Regions from separate parts of the Homo sapiens genome. Here all the other regions are linked to region 3. A link is an interaction called in ENCODE POLR2A ChIA-PET data of the cell type or tissue named here. Cell type or tissue: GM12878. All regions are shown on one strand.

Evidence for each region. Peaks named below come from ENCODE experiments on the same cell type or tissue, not always from the same donor. Only the 100,000 strongest peaks of a DNase experiment are listed, where the experiment ranks them.
Region 1: POLR2A ChIA-PET joins it to region 3 with 5 read pairs; 3 of 35 experiments call an interaction of 5 or more read pairs at or near these places.
Region 2: POLR2A ChIA-PET joins it to region 3 with 5 read pairs; 1 of 35 experiments calls an interaction of 5 or more read pairs at or near these places.
Region 4: POLR2A ChIA-PET joins it to region 3 with 6 read pairs; 5 of 35 experiments call an interaction of 5 or more read pairs at or near these places.

The regions. Positions count from the first base shown.
Region 1 is chr2:136,056,860-136,060,859 of GRCh38, forward strand. No RefSeq gene overlaps it. Among named protein-coding and RNA genes, the nearest start is that of CXCR4, 59 kb to the right of the region's middle. In GM12878, no CTCF peak of the experiment used is centred here; DNase peaks (open chromatin) are centred at 342, 711 and 2,492; H3K4me3 peaks cover 531 bases; H3K27ac peaks cover 1,405 bases.
Region 2 is chr2:136,303,811-136,307,810 of GRCh38, forward strand. No RefSeq gene overlaps it. Among named protein-coding and RNA genes, the nearest start is that of CXCR4, 190 kb to the left of the region's middle. In GM12878, no CTCF peak of the experiment used is centred here; a DNase peak (open chromatin) is centred at 1,953.
Region 3 is chr2:135,946,970-135,950,969 of GRCh38, forward strand. The region is part of intron 4 of DARS1 (aspartyl-tRNA synthetase 1); the gene reads right to left. Among named protein-coding and RNA genes, the nearest start is that of DARS1-AS1, 36 kb to the right of the region's middle. In GM12878, no CTCF peak of the experiment used is centred here; a DNase peak (open chromatin) is centred at 2,028.
Region 4 is chr2:136,008,988-136,012,987 of GRCh38, forward strand. No RefSeq gene overlaps it. Among named protein-coding and RNA genes, the nearest start is that of DARS1, 25 kb to the left of the region's middle. In GM12878, no CTCF peak of the experiment used is centred here; no DNase peak of the experiment used is centred here.

The sequences.
Region 1 (4,000 bases), 110 kb after region 3:
TTTAAAATAAAAGAGAGCAAAAAGGCATAATACTAACATTTATTTAATCTGGGCACTATTAGATTATTTCCTTTGCTATTCTGCATGTTTGAAAAATTTTATTTTTCATCTAAAGAAATGTAGCCTTCAGCTCATTTTCCTCTCACCATATAGCTAACTTTACACTATATTCCTGCTCCCTACCCCCACTTTGGTTCCACAGATCTCTTCATCCCTTCTAGAAACAGTAGAATGTTTTGCATCTGTCTCTTTGGGGATTTCCACTTCAGCCTGACCAGTTTCGGTAAATGCTAACTCCATTTTTCCTTTCATCTCAGCCAGCACACTTTGTAGCGACTATTCACAGGTCTTCTGAGGGTGATATATCTGCGCCCCAGTGTCACAGCAGACACAAAATCTAGTAAAAATGAAATTTCAAGGGTGGCCTTGATCAGTATGAGTGTCAACACTAGGGACAGCAGTGGATAAGTGTGGGTAGAAGCATTGAGGGAGTGAGACAAAGGTGGAGATGAGGAAAATGTCACAAAAGGGCAGAGGCTGACAGTGGGGGCACTTGGCAGCCAGTTTCAGGTCTACCCCTGTTGCCTCGGAGATGGGAAGGCAAGTAGGAGGCAATGTGTTGATTGTATAAGAGCTTGTCAGATGACTTGTTAGCCCAGCTGGCCATCTACCTGATGCTGACTTGGGTCAACATGCAACTAGAACTTGGTTTCTGTAGAGGAATAAGGTCCCCTGAGTTGCAAGACTGTAGGAATAGCTCTACCGTGCTGGCAAATCTGTAACTAGCAATGAGTCCAGTGGGTCCTACCAAATGCTTATCGACTAATTAGATGACTGATTTAGTCTGTTTTGTACAGCTACAAAAGAAATACCACAGATTGGGTGATTCATAATGAATAGATATTTATTGGCTTTTGGTTCTAGGGGCTGAAAATTCCATTATTGAGGGGCTGGCATCCGGTAAGGGCCTTCTTGCTGCATTATCCATGGTGAAAGGGCAAAGAGAGGGAGGCAGTGAGGGAGGGAAGGATAGAGAGAGAAAGAAAGAGGAAGATGTGCAAAATAGAGCTGAACTTCTCCTTTTATAAGGAACCTACTCCCATGACAATGGCACTAATTCATTCAGGAGGGCAGAGCCCTCATGGCCTAATCCCCTCTTAAAGCACCCACCTCTTAATACTGTTACAATTGCAATTAAATTTTAACATGAGTTTTGGAGGGGACAAATGTTCAAACTATAGCAATGACCATTGTCAGTGCTGATGCCACCCATAAATACTAAAATTGATAGTAGCATTTTAGTATATATAGACTTATTTATGTCCCTGTTTCCCCTGTTGCACAGACTGACTAGGGGCTGTGCTCCCTGGCTGAAATGTTAGGACCTGTGGAAGCATGCTTTAAAGCTTGTCTTTCCCCCTTCACCAGATCAGTTTTCCATTGAGTTCTCATGGTGAATCCTTTTTAAAATGTAAGGTCCTGAAAGAAAGAATCCATGTGTTCTCAAGTTCTTGTATGCCCTGCCAGGACCTGTGGGCTTTCAACAAAAGTCATTTGAGGAGTTCCATTAGGTTGGCAGATACAAAAAACAGCTGTGCTTTCCAGAGAGAGAAATCTATGACTGCTGAAATCTGCTATCTTTGACTCTGCCTTTGCCTTTTATCTTTTCCTTTAGATAACAGGCTTTACTGTTTTGCATTTTACAGTCATATAAACTAATTCAGGATCACCCTTTGGCTGTTTTGCCATCTCAATGCACTCAATTTGAGTTGCTCCCTTAAAATAGCTGGCTTCCAATTCTTTAATCATGAATTCCAAATGACATCTTAAACTTGCTTGAGAAAAAGTTGAAAAGGACATTTTTGGAAATGTACAAATTGTTACTTATTGATTTACTTTTATTCAATAAAAATATGAGAGGCCGTGCCTTGGCTGATCCTGATCAGTTGCTTACCCATCTCTCTCTCTTCCTCAGTTTCTTTCTATGCAAAATAGAGCCAGTAATGGTACTTATAGCTTGCCATAGAGATTAAAGGTTTAACATAAAACACTTTCCCTTAAGAATATGACCATCTAGTTGGGGAGATGTTGACTATAAATAGATGTTAAATAAGGAAACAAAGCTGAGTTGCTAAGTGAGTATATGGATGGCAAATGCTCTGGAGCAGTTAGCCCTTCTCTCTAGCTGAGTAATGATTTCTCCATGAAGTCCTGTCCTTGTTCTACTGTCAGACTAGGTGGAGCCTCCTGCAGAGCTTCCACTGGCTGGCTGGACTCCCAGCTCATCCAAAGACCCCACCTGTTCCCAGTTCTGCCTAAGCAGCAGCATTCCTGGCCAAGCCCTGAGCTTCAAGGCTGATGGTGTCCACTTCCCCTTCAACCAGCACAGCTCTCTCCTTCTCTAAGAAAAGTGCACCTTCCTCTCATTCTTACATAAGGCTTGTCTAGTGAGAAAGTCCCTCTCTGGGTTGCCAGAGGCAAAAGTCTTGGTTGTTCTTTACTAAAAACTTGTAACCAGCTGCAACCATTAACAGATGTCAGACTGAGAACACCCATTAGAGAGTGCAGAGCTAGCGAAGGGTGAAGGGTTTTTTTTTTTTTGCCCCACTCCTGGAAAAGGACAATCAGCTTTTGACATTAGTCAGGAACTAAGCCCCTCTATAGTCTAAATTTATTTAACCTAAATTTATTTTAGTTCTTTCTCTTACTCTTGTCTTTGAGGTTGCCAATTTTAGATATACCTACAGTTTGCCCTTTAAGCCCCAATTGTATGTACTTTTATTTTCTTTGCTTAGCTAGTCATTTTATTCTCTATGATATTTCTTTTTCCCTTTTTTCTTTTTTGAGATGGAGTTTCACTCTTGTTGCCCAGGCTGGAGTGCATTGGCGTGATCTTGGCCCACTGCAACCTCCACCTCCCTGGTTCAAGTGATTCTCTTCCTCAGCCTCCAGCGTAGCTGGGACTACAGGTTCATGCCACCACGCCTGGCTAATTTTCATATTTTTGGTAGAGACAGGGTTTCACCATGTTGGCCAGAATGGTCTTGATCTCCTGATCTTGTGATCCGCCTGCCTTGGCCTCCCAAAGTGCTGGGATTACAGGCATGAGCCACCATGCCAAGCTCCCTGTGATATTTCTAAACATATTCTCAGTAATCTCTAATGCTCACTGCAGGACAGTCTGTGCCTATATTGTTATTGCTTGCTATAATGCAGTTTCTGCCATCTTCTTAAGGTTACAGAATGAACCAGCCTTGTTTAGGATATTTGGAATGACAGATATTAGGTGAGTTTCTTATCACCGCGAGGCATTGGAAAGGTAAGGTGAATGACAGGTACAATCTGAAAATTAAACAGTTTGTAGCACTTGTTTTTTAATCAGAGTTCAGCAAGAGTACATGATGTTTCCCATGGAGCCTCAGCATCAGGCGAAGGCATAGAGCTGTCACTCAACCACACGATGGCTATGAAACAAAAGACTCTTCCAGTTTATTAATTTAAATAGGCAAAACGAGCCAATTCCTGGCCCCGTTGTAATACAGAGTAGAGATAATGTACACATCCCAGACTCCCAGGAACTGGAAGGAGGCCATCCTGGGAGAGTGGGACTGTATCTCACCATTAATGCCCCACCCCCCAACTCCCAAATATGGGCAAACTCTGGTTAAAACAAACATCAAGGACAAAGATGTCTCAGAAAGGAAATGAACTGAGAAGCCCGGGCAAAGCCTCCTCCATCCAGCTGCCTGGGAGGGAGAGAGGTGGTGGTGGCCAACATGTGAGTAGTTCTTTCTCTCTTCCCTTCAGAGCCTCCATGGGAGGTCTGGATTCAGGGTATTCAGTTTCTACATATTTTGACAGGGTGTGTCAGTTCAAAGGCATAGAGCAGAGCTTTAGCACGGGGGAAATTGAGGTCATTAACGTATTCCAGCTCACACATTGGAAAGCCCACAAGATGATTTGCATGCCTAATGACTGTGCTCAAGTCCCACTGCCCCGG
Region 2 (4,000 bases), 360 kb after region 3:
TTTGAAGCCAAGGCTTCAAAGGCAAGCAACATTTGAAATTCCTCAGCTATTCATCCAGCTGGAGAAGCTAGATGCAAACCCTCAAGAAGCCATTTGTTACTTTCATTGGGTTCAGAATAGATAAGCTAGAAGCCACCATTTGGGAGGATGGGCTGACACCCTGCTTTGAGGAGTGGTGTTTCTGCAGAGGGTTGCTCAGGGTTAATATTTTGATTTGCAGTTTCCCAGAGAGGGGCTGTAGTAAAATAGAGCGTGGAAATTGCCATGTGTGTTTGTATGTGTGTGTATGTGTGCTATTTTGTTCTTTTTTTTTTTTTTTTTGATGGTGGGTAGGCAGAAGGTTTGAGAAGAAATGTTAACATTTCCAATAAGAATTAACAGAGCAGCAGTTTTCAAAGTGTGGTCCAGAGACCCCTGGGGATTCAAGAAACCCTCTAAGGGGGTCTGTAAGGTCAAAACTATTTTCATAATAATACTAAGACATTAGCTCTTTTCTCTCTCATTCTCTCACCAGCATACTGAGGAGTTTCCAGTGGCTATGTAGCATGTGATATTGTGAAAGAATGGGTGCAGAAGTGGATATGAGAAATGAGCTGTTTTCTATTAAGCCCCACATTAAAGAGATTTGCAAAAAGGCAAAACAATGCCCTTCCTCTCACTCTTTTTTTAAACAGTAGCTATTTATCATAAAATTATATTTTATGTTAATATGTAATAGGCTTATTTTTAAATAAACGAATATAAATACATATATTTAAATTTCTGTTAGTTTTCTTTCTTTTTTTTTTTTTGAGACAGTTTTTTTGCTCTTGTTGCCCAGGCTGGAATGCAATGGCGCCATCTCTGCTCACCCTAACCTCTGCCTCCCTGGTTCAAGCAATTCTCCTGCCTCAGCCTCCCGAGTAGCTGGGATGACAGGCATGCGCCACTACGTCCAGCTAATTTTGTATTTTTAGTAGAGACAGGGTTTCTCCGTGTTGGTCAGGCTGGTCTCGAACTCCTGATCTCAGGTGACCCACCCACCTTGGCCTCCCAAAGTGCAGGGATTACAGGCATGAGCCACCGTGCCCGGCCAATTTCTGTTTTAGTTTTTAATACAGAAAAATACTGATATATATGTGTAATACAGAAAATACTGATATATATGTGTATATATGGATATAAAACTCACTTTATAAATGAAAGCTCTTTCGGATCTTCAGAATTTCTAGAAGAGTAAAGAGGTCCTGAGACCAAAAAGCTGGAAAACCACAGTGATAGAGCTGTCAATACTCAGCCTGAATAAGGTCACAGAGAGCTGTGCCTTTCAGAACAAGAAGAATCCTTGAAAGATGACCTGGCCTTGTTTACCAAGGCAGACTAAGTGTTATCCCTTTTTACAGATGGGACAACTGAGACTCCTATCACAGACTTTACAGATGCTATACAGCTATTGAGGGAGGAGTTAGGGAGCAGAGTGGGGGTGAGACAGGACCCAGGTCTTATTCCTTCTGATGCAGACAGAGCTTCACTCACTAACCTACGCTGTCAGAGAAATGAGTGGTCCCTATTAAGAAAACAAAAACAACAAACAGACAAACCTATCTCCTTCCTTTTCTGTTTTCCTTTATTAAATTTATCTTCAGCGATTTTGCTGATGAAGGTTCTGAAAGTGCTGGAAAAACCCTTTATTCGCTCAGCTTCTTAGCATTTAAAACTTTGGGCTGAGGTTGGTGCTGTCAATAATGCTGGCGGCAATCCTCTCAAGGCTTGACTTGGGGAGCATCTGCTTCCAAGCCCCCTGGAGTGACTGTTGGCAAATCTCAGGCTTTTGCTGGCTGTTCACCAGAGAGCTCAGTTCCCTGCCATGTGGGCCTCTGCACAGGGCCGCTCACAACATGGCAGGTGGCTCTCCTCAGAGTGAGCAAGTGTGTGTGAGTCAGACTGCACAAGGTGAAAACCACGATCTTCTCGCAACCTAACCTCAGTAGACATAGCCTATCACTTTTGCTGTATTCAAATTTTAAATTCACCAGGTCTAGTGCACACTAAAGGGGAGGAGACTACACAAGGGCATAAATACCAGGAGGTGGGGATCCTTGGGGACCATCTTAACGGCTGCCTACCACAGCCCCTAAATCCAACATCTGACCCTCTCACTCCTCCAGTGAATCCACATCATCTCACAGTGCCTTCCAAGTGTAAATAGCTTGTGCCCTCTCTCTACAGGCACAAGCTAGTGTAGCGGTTAAGAGCATGGACTCTGAAGCCTGTCTTCCTGGGTTTGAATCCCTGTTCTACCACCTGTTAGCTGTTGGCCTCAGGCAAGTTATTTAACCTCTCTGTGCCTCAGTTTCCTACCCACGAAATGGGGATGATAATTGTTGCTCTTTGATGGAGGCTGTTGTGAAGATTGACATAATACACACCACAGAGTGCTTAAAACAATGACTGGCATGGATTAAGCACCATATAGATACTTACAGTCATTATTACTATGTACCAGAGGCATTATATAAATGGTCTTATTGCTAACAATGTTCATACAAAGTAGGTATTTTCATACCGTCTGACAGGTGAAAAACTAAGGCTTAGACAGTGTAAGCATCTTGCCCAAGGTAGCACCACTTGTAAGTAATATGATGGTTATTCTTTCCTAGGTTTGCATGTCCCAAAGCTGGCCTTCTTCCATTCACTACATCTTTAAGAAATGCACCATGGAAAGAAAATGGTCATGTGAGAGTTCAGGGAGAACAAGATAAGGATATATGTAACATACTGCTGATGTAATTATGAATTAAAAAGGAGACACTTCTTGAGCATTCCTGTATATACCAATGAGAGATTTTCTAGGACTAAATTTTTACTTAGAAAATAAATGACTGGTAGCCAGGCAGACTACAAAATAACCAGTACTTAGGCTATAATTGTTTACCATGTGATTTTCCCATGCTTTTCTATGGTATTTACCTTGCAATTAAATGATCAATAGTTATCCTATAAGTAATAAGTATACCCATGAAATTTGTGACCTGGAAAATCAACCATTACAAGAGTGGAAGTGTTAAACCGCCTGGAAATGATCAGAGACATCAAATCCACACCACTGGGCAGGTAAGGCTGCTTCCTCCCTTTGACACATCCATCTAGGCACTAAATTCAGGGATAGCTGAATAAATTCCCAGGCTGTGACTTGGCACCATCTGCAGGTCTTCCCACGTGGGAGCTGGAGCTGCCTGTGGCAGTGTCTCCTTCCAGGCTGGGAGGGAGGTGCAGCTCTCTAGGTTCCATTCCATGAAATTCCATAATGCATTTCCAGGGTGAGTGACTAGGTGTGTCCAGTTGTGTTCCAGTGGCAGGTTGCATTGGCTGCTCTTGTGGTGCATGTTTCCTTGTGATCTCCTTGCAGAGAGAGAAACTTCAGAGAAGGCCAGTGTCTGCTGATAGGCCTTGGGGAATTGGGGAGTGCCCACTCCTTCTAACATGAGTGCAGGCAGACCGTGCTGGGGAGAACGCAGCCATTGCCGGTCTCCATATCCTCTCCAAAAAGAGAGAACTGATTCCATAATTGCTTATTCTGGGGCATGATCTGTTCCTCTTCTTTAAGAACTTGCATTTTTATTGGGGATTCATGATGGATTCACATGATCCAGTAAAGATTTTGTAGGGCAGTGGGACTCTGTCAACAGTATTTGGGAATACAGAGGGCCTGGAACATTCAGGAAAGGCCTAGTGAGAAGGGTAGGGTTTGAACCAGTCCTAGAAGAATTTAACTAGGCAAGGAGGAAGGAAGAATCCAAGTTCTTTAGCTTTCTAGCATGTGGCCATAATCGGCCTTTTCCAGCCTCAGATCCAGGAAAGCAGCTTAGTGTAGAGAAAGTGAACAGACTTTGGAGTTGGGAAGACTAGGCGAAAAGTCCTGGACCTGCCACATCCTAGCCTTTGGGACCCAAAACAAGTCACTCAATCTCTTTAAAGCTCTGTTTTTCTGCCTACAAATAGGAATAATTCAACCTATTGA
Region 3 (4,000 bases):
CAGGGTTTCATCATGTTGCCCAGGATGGTCTCGAACTCCTGGGCTCAAGTGATCCACCTGCCTCTGCTTCCCAAAGTGGTGGGATTACAGGCGTGAGCCACCATGCCTGGCAAACACACTTTTATTTTTATAGCTCAAATGAAAGTGATTTTAGCCCAGGCACGGTGGCTCATGCCTGTAATCCCAGCACTTCTGGGAGGTCGGGGTGGGTGGATGACCTGAGGTCAGGAGTTTAAGACCAGCGTGGCCAACATGGTGAAACCCAGTCTCTACTAAAAATACAAAAAAATTAGCTGGGTGTGGTGGCGTGGCCCTGTAGCCCCAGCTACTCTGGAGGCTGAGGCAGAAGAATTGCTTGAACCCAGGAGACAGAGGTTACAGTGAGCAGAGATCGTGCCACTGCACTCCTGCCTGGGTGACAGAACGAGACTCCATCTCAGAAAAAAAAAAAAAAGAAAGAAAGAAAAAAGAGAAAAAAGAAAAGAGATTTAACAACTAAATCCCTAAAGTATTATTTCTATTATTTCTTTAGCAATTCCCTTTTATGTTCCAGGTTCTGTGTGAAGTGCTTTAGGTAGACACTATCTCATTTGCGCTTCACAAAGGCCTACACGGTAGGTATTATCAACATTTTACAGATGAGAAAACTGAGACTCTACAAGGTTAAGTAATTAGACTACCATCACATAGCTAATAAGATCATTTAATGATTATTGCACTAGACAGTTCTGTTACAGACTGACAAATTAGAACTAAATTTAAATATCTCAGAATGCATCATCAGCTCACTATGAAATAATACATTTTCATTCTTAGAAGCTCATGAGCTGCTAGATTGCTTTATAGTTTCTGTGAAAAAAAAAAAAACAAAAAAACAACAACAACTGAAAATAATAGGCCCTTTAGTAATAGTTTCCCAAATGTCCAGGAATCATACTACCTTCCCCAGTAACACTGATGTATCTTGATGTTTTGCTGTTGTTGCCAACCTTAGTAGAAATTCAGCAAAATCTTTAAATAATAATTTCATATTGTTTTATACAAAGTTATATTTAGCCCAGGAGAATTAATCCCACAAACGATCTGAAAATTTCTGACAGCAGATTTTAGACCCGTTTTTTTTCTTAGCACACCTTTAGCATTATCCAAATTTTCAATACAGATGTTGCAGTGGACAGGACTGAAAATAGAAGCTGTTTTTCCTCTAACAGATAAATACCCTGTTCCAACAAAGAGGTATAAAATGTAGGTGCAACTGTTCAAGGAGTTGCAATACACAACAGTATAATGGCCTTGCCTACATTCACCAACTTATCCATATGGATGCTCAAGGGGTATCCACATGCACACCTCTCTTTGGGCCTCAACTACAGACAATATACACTCCTATCACAGCACCTGTATACCCTGCCTCTGCATGCAGTTGTTTATCTCCCTTGCCCTCTCCCAAAATTAAGCTTCTCCTAAGATATATATGACACACATAAATCTTTGCATACTCAAGCCCAGCAGAGTACCTGGACCAGAGCACGTGCTAAATACAAGTTTGTAAAAATCAATGAGACTTCTTCTGAGTATTATTTTGGTATTTTCCAGATCTAATAGTTAATGTAGGCTGGGTACAGTGGCTCATGCCTGTAATCTCAGCACTTTGGGAGGCCAGGGCGGGTGGATCACTTGAGGTCAGGAGTTTGAGAGCAGCCTGGCCAACATGGTGAAACCCCGTCTCCACTAAAAGTACACAAAAAAAATTTAGCTGGGCGTGGTAGCGTGTGCCTGTAGTCCTAGATACTCGGGAGGCTGAGGTAGAGAATCGCTTTAACCTGGGAGGCAGAGGCTGCAGAGAGTCAAGATTGTGCCACTGCATTCCAGCCTAGGTGACAAAGCGAGACTCCGTCTCCCGTCTCCAAAAAAAAAAAAAAAGTTAATGTAGCAAACTGAAATTTTAACCTACCAACTAGTAAAACACCTATTTTAGGTGAAAGATCTAGAAAGGAAAGAAAATAAACAAACTTGTAGGTAGCTAGGTGACTCATTAGAGAATGAGAAACATACTTGTGACTCATCAGCTACCAATAAATCATTTAACCACAATGACTAATATAAAGAAAAATAAAATAAAATATATATGTATACACATAATGGTACTAAAAAAGGCTTATTTTCAGAATCAGAATACCTCTATGTTTGGGGAGAGTGGGAAGTATTATATAAGCACAAACAGCGATATATAAATTTTAACTTTAAAACTACTTTTCACATTAATTGTAGTCCTTTATAGTGGGCACTGTAACTTTAAACTTTAAAAACTTGTGTTTACACTCACTGTCCTCTCTAACAGTCAATACAAAAAGGCCTCCAGGACTTCCTTTAAAAAAAAACTGGCTTTATAACACTTAACCAAAACTAACACAAACTACTCTGTTAATTACTTTAAAATGGCACACATACAAAAAAATTTTTTTTAAAAGAATAAAGGGATAATATCTCAACTTCAGGATCAACTATTAAATATTAGATAAGATGGGGATCCAGAAATACAGGCCTGGATAGATGGGTATTGCATCTTCCTGCTTCTAGACAAATTTCATTTAAAAACCTCAAACCATTTCAGATATATAATTAAGAACCTGTTCCTAGAACCTCTAGGGAATTAGATGTGCCAACCTTCCTATGTAACTCATTCAATTGCTTCATTTTTATATGCATTCATCCATGAGAAAATTGATCTTTCCAACAAATTGATTAAAATAATGTGTGAAGAGTCCTGTGGCACTTAAATCCAATTAGTGAATCAACTTTTTAGATTACTCTATTGATGAATTGGATATTCCTAAGACAGACAATTTGAGGCAAAATAGTTGGCTCCGTATTAAATTCCAATGTTTCTTTTAAGGAAAATACTCCAAAGCTAGAAACTGCTAGTAGTATTGTCTAGCCAGTAAGGCAAAAGATAAGCACTTCAGATTTAATATCTAAAGTAAATGCTAAGATCGTTATCTACTTAAGATATTAAAAGTGACCTCATATTTTGCCTTTTAAATGATTAAGAAACCCCAGCTGGAACTATCTGATTTGATATTTTTAATAGCACAGTCCTTGCTTTTTTCCACCTGGTATATGGCCAGAGGGAATAGAGTTAAATATAGGGCTTCATGGAATTAACATATAAACACCATTGTTTCTCCCACTTTGTTGTGTATGAGTTCACATGCTTTAATGTCCAGTCTCTTTGGGCAGTAACATTCAAAATGGAAACGAAACATCTTGAAAATAAACAAATAGTCCTAAGGCACTCCTCTAGCTCCAAGCATTTTATATATAACAACTGATCTAAGACAGAATTAAAATTAAATGGAGATTAGAAATGGCCTTTTCCTCACAGACATATTTCTCTCCATACTATTTTCCAAACCAGATTCTGGCAGAATAGTTAGCTCGTTCACTAACTGAGCTGCTAGCTTCCCAAAGAGAATGTGTTACTAACTAAATATTCTTCTGAATTATCTCATGCTTCATTGATCCTCAAGTTTCTAAGTAAAGATTTTTGTTTTATTTAAGCAACAGAACTCACTAGAATTGGTTTAGATGTTGGTGATGTACTGTTTTTAATAATAACAGAAGGGTGGTAGAATACTAAGCAATGGAACTCAGTGCTTTCCAAATTTTGCCTTTCCAATTATACTTAGAAACTAAGAGATAAAGAGGAATGAGATCCTGAAGAGGTCAGTGAAACAACGAAAACACAGGCACAGCCCATAAACCTCTATTTTCATTATAAAGTAGAATATACACTAGTGGGCCCAGCTGAGGAATAGGAATCAGTTGTCATGCCATGAACACACAGGATACTCTAGCCTGGTGTTAGATGATGGAATCAGGAGTCTTTGGGACAGGGGAGTTTGTAGGGTGTTTGTGGGGCAAGAGAAACAAAGGGGCGGGGAACAGTGGATAAAGGTGCAGAGCGTAGTTTCAGGAATGGAGCATGGGGCCACATGAG
Region 4 (4,000 bases), 62 kb after region 3:
GTGTCTAAAAAAATTTTTTTAAAAATAAGCTGGGCATGGTGGCACGTGCCTATAGTCCCAGCTACTCAGCTACTCGGGAGACCAAGGTGGGTGGATAGCTTGAGCCTAGGAATTTGGGGCTGCAGTGAGCTATGATTGCACCACTGCGCTCCAGCGTGAGTGACAGAGTGAGATCCTGTCTCTTTAAAAGAAAAAACTATGATTCAAAGTGTTGTTTTATGAAGCATAACCTGCTTTATGTTTTGAGTTTAATATAACTTGAAATCAGTTTCTCTAAGACAGTGCCAGCCTTGCCATTTTTCAGTTCAACATAGATTTCTCTATTACAGTGGTTCCCAAACTTTAGGAGGCATCAAAGTCATCTGGAGGGCACAAAAACACAAATTTATGGATGTCACCCACAGTTCCTAATTCTCTCTCTCTCTCTCTTTTTTTTTTGAGATGGAGTCTTGCTCTGTTGCCCAGGCTGGAGCACAGTGGTGTGATTTCGGCTCACTTCAACCTCCGCCTCCTGGGTTCAAGTGCTTCTCCTGCCTCAGCCTCCCGAGTAGCTGGGATTACAGGCTTGCGCCACCACACCAGGCTAATTTTTGTATTTTAGTAGATATGGGGTTTCATCATGTTGTTCAGGTTGGTCTTGAACCCCTGACCTCAAGTGATCCACCCACCTCGGCCTCCCAAAGCCCTGGGATTACAGGCGTGAGCCACCATGCCTGGCCTGTTTCTGATTCTCTAGGTCTGGAAAGGGGCCCAATAATTTTCACTTCTAACAAGTGGCAGGATGCTGCTGCTGCTGCTGGTCCAGGGACCACACTTTGAGAAGTATGGTACTGTGTGGTACTTACCGGACCATTTACCATACTTCCTGCCTGCCTAATTGTGTCACAATATAGCCGTGCTTCTCAGGCCTAGCAATTCATTAGAATTACCTGTGAAGCTTTTAAAATGTAAGGTTTGGATGGAATGCTCAGACCCTACCTTAGACCCAATTAAGCCCACAGCTTTGAGGGTGAGGCTTGGGTATTGTTCAGAAAGATCCCCAGGTGATTCTAATGGATACCGAGGGTTGAGAACCACAGGCATATAGCAAACTCTGGCCCTATTCTACCTTAACATATGATTCTCATTTGACAAATACATATTGACCACCTAATATATGTCTTGAAAATGATAAAGTATGTAAGAAATGGTCCCTGACCTCAAGCAGAGATACATCATATGCCCAAATATTTAAACAAAAAGCTGGTGTGTGGGGTTTGTGCCAATTAGAGGACTAAACCATTACTGAAAACAGAAGGCTGGATGATTCAGGGTAAATCAATGCTGCACTTGATCCTCACATTGTTTGAGATAAGTTATGTATGCCTCTGCTGCACATGAAACGTATCCCTTTGGTGGGGGAAATTGCTCATTTATTGGTTCGTTGAGGATGTTCCAACTGATTCACCATGGTAGGTGTGATTGAACCATGGAAATGATGGAACATTAAATCAATAGCTAGTCAGCTGGTGACTATTCCTTGGCTAAGTATGCTATTAAGGTTCTGTTTCAGAAGTCCCTGTGCTCAATGGAGGTGAACCTTTCCAGTGGAGAAATACAACATGAATTATGTTTAGAAAATGCTTCAATCTGGGGTTTTAAATAAACAGTCCTTAAATATGTATAAAAATCTGAAATTATTTTAGAATCGAAGGGAAAAAACAACCGGGTCCAAAAACCAAACCATATTTAGCTTAAAAACACGTTCTTATTTGCATCCACTAGAATACAATATAATTTAATGATTCAATGACAGCTGGCCCATGAAGGGCAGAGTTTCTAGAAAGGAGGAAATACCCTCTTTGGGTGTTACTTAGGTATTAAGTGTATTATTTAATTCATTGTTTTATTTAATTTGGTTATATCTTTTTTTTTTGAGATTTTGTTTTCATGTTGGGTGGGTAGTTTTTCTAAGAATAAGAAATCCCAATGACAACAAAATGTCATTGTTTTTAAGAGAAGGAGATAAATACATTTTAAACTGTTATATTTATTTATTTTCAAAAAATGCTGGAGGCATCATGTTAGCAATTGCAGGGGATAACATGAATATGACAAAGCTGCTCTCAAAAAACTTACCACTTTGTAGAAGGGAAAGCTAAGTGCCTATTCCAAGCAAAATATGATATGATACATGCCTTTAGAGAGGAGTAAATTTTAATGAGGCTTCAAAGAGCTGGAAGAAGAGGTCAAGGTTCAAAGAGCCTAAGATAAGGCACAGAACTGGGGTTCTGGTACAATGCATTACAGCATGGCCAATTTTCAAAGGCCAGCTGTTCCCAGTCAAACGAAGATGAAGCTGAGGGCAGGTGCAATCAATGGGAAAATCAGGCCACCCTCTCCTATTTTCCCATAGATGCAGTTTCATGATCAATAGTTTTATAATCTCATTTTGGGTAGCAAAATGAAAATGAATCTGAAGCATTCTTTCTAGTTTATTTCACACTAATAAAATCCAACCTGAAGGATTTTATATGTTGGCTCTATGGCCGTTAGTATTTGATTAAGGTGTTTAGCCTCATTAGTAATCAAAGGAATGAAAACTAGAATAAAAATTCAGTCATTGTTTTTGGTTTATCAAATTGATAAAGACTTAAAATGGCCACCAAGCATTGGGGAGGTTAGGAGTGATAGGCTCTCTCCTTCTATCTATGGAATATTCCTTGGCTCACCATGGCTGGAGAACAATCCACATCCAATAGCTCATCAAGTCTACTTCCAGGAATGTATTCCAGAGGAATAGTATGGACCTATGCAAAAACTTGTGTACAAAATTATTCCTCAGAGCTTTGCTTATTATTGGGAAGAATGAGTAAAGAAATAAATGCCCGGCCAGGCGCGGTGGCTCATGCCTGTAATCTCAGCACTTTGGGAGCCAAGGCGGGTAGATCACCTGAAGTCAGGAGTTCGAGACCAGACTGGCCAACATGGTGAAACCCCTTCTCTACTAAAAATACAAAAATTAGCTGGGCGTGGTGGCAGGAATCTGTAATCCCAGCTACTCAGGAGGCTGAGGCAGGAGAATCTCTTGAACCTGGGAGGTGGAAGTTGCAGTGGGCCGAGATTGTGTCATTGCACTGCAGCCTGGGTGACAAGAGCGAAACTTCGTCTAAAAAAAAAAGAAAAAAAAAAAAGAAAGAAAGAAATGCCCCGAAACAGGTTAATAAATTTAAAAGTATTATGCCAGGAAGGGAACAGTAGCAGTCCACTATGCCTAGAAACTAAGCCTAGTAACTTAGAAAAAAAAATCTTCCAAGTGTTTTAGGTAAGTTAGTATTAATAATTCTACCCAAGGTCAATCCCCTCCCCTCCATTTCCTCCTCTTCAGATATTCTGTGCTTCTGCCAAATAGGACAACTTGCTATTTGTGTCCTGAACTGACCTTATACACTTTCTTGCCTCTCTGCCTTTGCTCGTGCTTTCCCACTGTCTCAATGGCTTTCCTTAATCTCTGAGGTCTCACCTCTTCAAGACCCAATTGTGTAAGCCACCTTACATAATGTTATTATGATGTCCCCCTTCCTCATCCAGCCAGAAGGATTTACTTCCTTCTCTGTATGCTCATAGCAATTTGTTCATTTTCTATTCTTCTCACCCTTGTCCTGTGTTAGAGTTACCGAAATATATGTATATGTGTGTGTATATATTTTTTGTCTTGTTTTGTTCCTGTTAGATTTTGAACAACTTGAGGGCAGGGGCCAATCTTGTTCAGATTTATACCCCCCAGAGTTATAAAGCATGCTGTGAAAATGATTGTTGACTGAATAAGCGAGTGAGTGAATGCAAAAGTACACTTGGAGCCAAATGCTTATATTCTCTGCAGACATGGAATAAACTTGACAAGTGCTAAAGATGCTCTTTGATTTTTGTGTGGCATGAGACCTCAGGCTGAAACTTCTCATCTGAGCCATTGAAGGGAGCCTCTCATCTCTCCACCGAGAGGGGAGACCAGAATGGTAAG